Regions from separate parts of the Homo sapiens genome. Here region 2 is linked to region 1. A link is a loop called in an ENCODE intact Hi-C map of the cell type or tissue named here. Cell type or tissue: dorsolateral prefrontal cortex. All regions are shown on one strand. Links, peaks and the distances in the headings refer to the core of each region. The heading gives the core; the rest is flanking DNA. Region 1 has its middle 90 kb from the start of SYNDIG1. Region 2 has its middle 7.2 kb from the start of SYNDIG1.

Evidence for each region. Hi-C counts contacts between places; a loop is a spot of excess contacts. Peaks named below come from ENCODE experiments on the same cell type or tissue, not always from the same donor. Only the 100,000 strongest peaks of a DNase experiment are listed, where the experiment ranks them.
Region 2: a loop joins it to region 1, with 2.6 times the contacts of the local background. A loop is called at or near these places in 7 of 110 quality-filtered maps.

What each region holds. Positions count from the first base shown.
Region 1 is chr20:24,378,659-24,381,570 of GRCh38, forward strand. No RefSeq gene overlaps it. Among named protein-coding and RNA genes, the nearest start is that of SYNDIG1, 90 kb to the right of the region's middle. In dorsolateral prefrontal cortex, for the core only: no CTCF peak of the experiment used is centred there; a DNase peak (open chromatin) is centred at 1,140; H3K4me3 peaks cover 809 bases.
Region 2 is chr20:24,460,943-24,463,854 of GRCh38, forward strand. No RefSeq gene overlaps it. Among named protein-coding and RNA genes, the nearest start is that of SYNDIG1, 7.2 kb to the right of the region's middle. RefSeq lists an enhancer at 219-1,126. In dorsolateral prefrontal cortex, for the core only: no CTCF peak of the experiment used is centred there; a DNase peak (open chromatin) is centred at 1,719; H3K4me3 peaks cover 592 bases; H3K27ac peaks cover 2,500 bases.

The sequences.
Region 1 (2,912 bases), core at 162-2,661:
TATATATATAGCATGTATATTTGTGGGTATATATATCTATGTGTGTGTAGTATATTTGTGTGTATATGTGTGTGTGTGTATGTGTGTGTGCATGTGCATTTGAACTGACAACTCCCCGGCCCAGCAGCAAGGCCCCTATGCAGACCTCCCCATCGCACAAGCAGTCCTGTGTTTGCAGATTACCCCCAGTTGCCCTGAGCTCTGAGCTCCATGTGCCGCCAGCTGCTCACAGGCAGACAGCTAAATGATGAGACTGGAGTCCCATCCCAACTCTGGTGCCATCTGATCCCACATTATTATTCTAATTCTGGGTTAATTTTGGTGCCTGACTTTTTAAATTATTATTATTGTCCTAATTATTTCCTTGAGAGTTCAACTCTTTACTGCTTGACTTTTATAAAGAAATTATATTCAGCCTCAAATTATAGCATTTGTAAATAAATGAATTTTAACTTAATATATGTGAGCTACAATTAGTCACATTTTCCAGAGGAACCTATGCCAAATATCTGTTTTATAGGAATATTGTGTCACGAATTTCTCTCCTAATTATGGTTCTGTCTCTCTCTTAACCATTTCCCACCCCACTTTCTAGCTGTCTTTCCACCACCTTCCTCCCCTTCTTTTCTTCACAGCGTGTAATCTCACTTCAAGGTCTGTCACTTCTCCTTTCTCAGAAGCCTCTCTGAGTTTTACAGCCTCTCCTTACCTCCCCGCCTCTCCCTGGACCTCTCCCTCTGTCCAACACCATTCTCCTGGACTCAGTTACTTCCCTTCTTGCCTCTTGCCAAACTCTCTGCTATTTTTCTTTTGCCAGCATATTCTTAGCCTATTTTCTGCCCCCAAATTATACATTCTCTCTCATTCCCTCTTGATATCTTGACCTGAGTTTAACTTCCATTTTACGGGTGATGAAAGTGAACTGAATGTTAAGTGCTTTAGAGGTGACTCATTGTTTTGGCTAAAGTAGCTTTTGGTCCAGACATTAACATGTATGATAAAGACTTTCTGGGGATTCATCCCAACATTCCCACTCATCAGAAAAGCTGGGCTGTGGGATGCTGGAGACAAGCCGCAGCTCAGCAGAAGGCAAAGACAAGGCTGCCGGGCTGTGGAATCCATGCCCTGGGAGTGGCTGCTGGGCAGGCTTCCATGCAGCTCTGGTGAAACAACACATAGAGACTGTGTGGCTCCAGCTCCCCTCGGTCCCCTGAGGATGCACTGACCTGCTGCAAATAAAATGACATCCTCCAAGCCCAATTTAAGATTACAGCTTCCAAACCCATCCTGAAATTTCTCCAGATGTCCTTCTTATTCATTTGCCCTCCTGCTCCAGGGAACATCATTTTGGTTCCAGGACTTGAACTATTCATTGAGCACAGGCAACCAAAGCAAACATGGACAAATGGGATCACATCAAGTTACAAAGCTTCTGCACAGCAAAGGAAGCAGTCAACAAAGTGAAGAGACAACCCACAGAATAGGAGAAAAAATTTTGCAGACCACCCATCTGACAAGGTATTAATAACCAGAATATAGAAGGAGCTCAAACAACTCCACAGGAAAAAACCTAATAATCTGATCATAAAATGGCAAAATATCTGAATATATATTTCTCAGGAGAAGACATACAAATGGCAAACAGGCATTTGAGAAGGCACTCAACATCATTGATAAACAGAGAAATGCAAATCAAAACTACAATGAGGTATTATCTCCCTCCAGTTAAAATGGCCTCTATCCAAAAGACAGGCAATAACAAATGCTGATGAGGATGTGAAGAAAAGTGAACCCTTGTACGCTATTGGTGGGAATGTAAATTAGTACAATCACTATGGAGGACAGTTTGGAGACTCCTCAAAAAACTGCAAATAGAGCCACCATATGATCCAGCAATCCCACTGGTAGGTGTATGCCCAAAAGAAATTGAAGGTGTAAGCTTGGACCATGCACCTGACTTAGACCTTGGCATCAGCCTTCATCATTCTTTGTTTTCTGCCCCAGATTCATTCTACAACTTTTTCTGCCACGCTGTGTGCTCGAGGAGGATACATGCAGACCACGAGGCTAACTCCAGACTTGCAGGTTTCTGGTTAGGTCTGACCAATAGGCACCAGAAGAGCACTGGAGAGCAAGAGTAGAGAGAAACCAGGTGTTTCTTCCTGAATACTTCCCCGTCCCAGTACCTTGTCCTGATGGTGACTGTGTCATCTGCACATGCAGCTCCCACTGGATGACCTTTTCCACAGCTCACAGCTCACCAGGCTACAGTAAACTTCTCTCACTTTCTGTTCACGAGGCCTTAAGGACAGTAACATAACCTCCTGTCGCTGCTGGCTGCAGGTGCTTAACCACACCTGATTTTCTTCCATAACGCTGTTCCTTACCTCTAAATGGTCCTTTCACTAAAGTCTCTTCATTTAAACCAACTGGGCGAACTCTGTATTGTTCCCTAAACCTTTCCAGCTTCCTGCTACCATCACACCTAACTTTCTATGGGAAGAAGCCCACTGTGCATTAGGCTGTAGCCCTGGGGGGCCACTCACGTCAGGTCCCTTGCATTAATTCCTCTCCATCTGGCAGTGAAAGAAGTGAGAAAGAGGTGCTCTCTTCTTGACCTAAGAAACATGGAATCTTGGGTACTTCAGGTAAGGGTAGCTCTCTATCTGCAACTTCCAATTCAATTTGGACTTTAGATCCCATCTCACTGATTTAGCTGGAAACACATCTCATTAAGTCTTAGAGTGTTACCAATGGGAATTCATCGTGTTTCCAAGCTCTTGAGCTACAAAGTAGCAGGAAGAGGTGTGTGGGGTGAGAAACTCAGGCATCCTTATCCACCTGCTCAGGCTTCCACGGAAGGCCGCTGCCCCTGCCTTTGGGATAGATTTATGTCCATGGCCACAGCAGAG
Region 2 (2,912 bases), core at 189-2,688, 82 kb after region 1:
ATGGACTTCCCAGCCTCCAGAATTATGAGAAATAAATGTATACTGTTTTTTAAGAATGTATTTTTCTACTTGTTTGCTTTTGGGGAGTCTAAACAGTTTCTTGACAGGACAAAGTACATTATTATTAGAGATAATGCAAGTTATTAATTACCAAATATATTTGTATAGAAAGAAAAAAGACACAAAATATCTATGAATTGTAAGAAATAAGCACTGTTGCAGTACAAATATCCCAAAACATTCATGTGGTGCCATGTGCAGCTCTCCGAAGCTCTTCAGCTCTAACCTGGAACAGCCGTGCTCAGGGTGATGCTGCTGGGAGTCTGGAGATAGATGAAGACACTCCCCCCACACCCGCCTTCATACTCGCACATGCACCTGCACACTGGGACACACACTTGTGCAACACATGTAGTCCTTACACTGGAAAAGCCTCCAGTCCAGTAAGTGAAGCACAAAAGGTGAATAAATAACAAAGCTCCAGACAGGAGAGGGTGCAGCCCACAGAGAGGGGGGCAGGCCCGCTGTCATGTTCCCAGGAAGTGGGATGTAGTCAATGGATCTTCCTTCCAGGGTGGGCTAGCTTTGCAGCCAGGAAAGGGGGATAGGAAATGGGGATTCAAGGGGCCACCCTAACAGAGAGTCATGGCCCATGCCTTCAGGTGTTTGCATTGCAAAGAGTGTGAGAAACATCAGTGTGACTATTTCAAAGCAAGTGAAGAATCATCAAGGCTCATCACCATTCTCTGCAGTCTGGGGAAGATCACTCACAGCTTACCTATACCAATCCGATTCTATCACTCTATTCACAGGTTGCTTGCAGCCCAGGATGAAGCCCAATCTCCTAAAACCTGGTGTGAGGCCTTTAGTGATGAGACCACTACCCATCTTTCTGGCCTCACCTTACGCATCCTACACTCTGGTGCTCCATGCTTCTTCAAACTCAAAAATCAGAAAGAGCAACACTGCCCCTAGGAGCACCGCCTTCCCCCACCCCCAGGGTCACAAGCACCCACACACAGGCCACCCCTGCTCCTCAGGTCTCAGCAATCTTGATTACTCCCTGTCTTCATGGGGCCCCCTCCCTCTCTGCTCCCCCAGGAGCCCTTCCTCTCCCCTTTGGAGCAGTCATCACTCTGCATAATCACTGCTGTTTACTTGTCCTTTTGGGCAGGGCCATACCTGCCAGGCTCACCTGCTCCTGTGCCCCCAACAGCTGCTCTGTATCTGTCCAGTAGCAGACACCAACAAACACTCGCCAAGCCAACTGACAAACACAGAGGCAAGGAAAGAATACATCTGGGGACTGGGCCTCCCAAAGTGTGACTCTACCACTGTGGATACAACAGCTTCTTCGTTATTGGTTAAATCACTTTGTTTTGCTATTTTTTTCGCCATGGCTGCGGGTGAGAAAAGCTTTATGTACATTTGACAAGGTCTATCTTAGCTGATGAGTCCTCTTTCAATCAATTCTGTATTTTCAGGTGGCTCTTGAACAGAAGGAACTCTTCTTTATGCTGCTGGCCAGGGCAAATGTGTCCTGTACCCCCAAATTGGATAGATGATGTGAGGCCATGCTTAATACATGCTATGGGAGGAGACCCTTGTGGGACCTGGGTGCCTGATAGCAAGCAAACTGCATTAAAGGAATGCCCCTAAGGACCAGCTGCCATGCCAGCTGTGCAGAAGCAAAATAAGGGTTCTTTGTGGGCCAGTGCTGATCTGCATGACAACTGCCCAGGGAACAGAAGCCAGCATGCTGCAGAGAGTTGCCTTTGGTTCAGGCACTCGCCTGAGTAAGTTCCTTTGTTTAAAGGCATTCTTTTCTTAAAATATGAATGATAAACAGAGAATCACAAAAATGAAATTGCTTACCTTTGTGTTTCCTTCCTCCAGTTTCACATGCTGCAGAATTACACAAGTGGTTATTTTTGCAAAAGAATTTTTTTCGCTCGCAGAAAAAAAGCAAATGCAGCAAGAAATATGTCTTCTTGAGCCAAAAAATGGGTTCTTAGGCCTTTTAGAAAGTGCCAGCAACCATGCTAATAATTAATGACGTTTAAATGCTTAGTTCTGCACCAGCAATATTTTCAAGAATCCCAACCTCTTAGTTTTTCTTGATGCTAGAGCTACACTTGTACAGCAAAAAAAAAAAAATACAGTCTTCCTTTATCTTAGTAAAGAGGTGCATTGCACTGTTCGCTTGGTGCCTAGATTGAAGTCGATGTCTGTATCCATTTTTGGAAGCTCGAGTTTTTGAGCATATGCTACAAATTCTGGCCTCACAGGTCATCCTGTAGCAAAGTTTTGTAAAGCTAAGATTTTTCTTTCTCTTTTCTTTTTTTTCCCCTAATCTCTAATGGTCCTGAGAACAAGCATGTTTTCCAGCTTTCAGCTGAACTACAATTTTCTTAAAGATACTGAAGATTATGATACCACATTCAGTCATAATAATAGGTATGTATTATGGGATAATTAACTGAATCATAGAAATTATTAACTAGATAAAATTCAAAGAGAAGCCATCTGCTCAGGCAGGACAGGGGTGAGGCAGGTTTCTGGGGGACATGAGGACAGCCACTTTGTTGACACAAGGAGGATGCAGGCTCTGGTGTGGACAGGCTGGGTCATTACCCATGATAGCCAGAAATGCCCAGGAGAATGTAAGGCCAAGTCTGTGTTCAGGTCAAGTGACAATCTAAGAACAAGAAGTGGAAGACTGAGGTCAGGAGAGAGCAGAACAACTGCAGGGCCAGCCATACAGGACAACAAAAGAAAGAGCCGCCACGTCCTTATGGGCATGTGGGGGGCTTGAACTTAGTGTTCTGTCTTACCTGATTTCTGGCTGTCCGTTGTGTGAATGGGCTGCTCACTGGTGATGGTTTAGGATCTCTCCCAACTGGACGGCATAA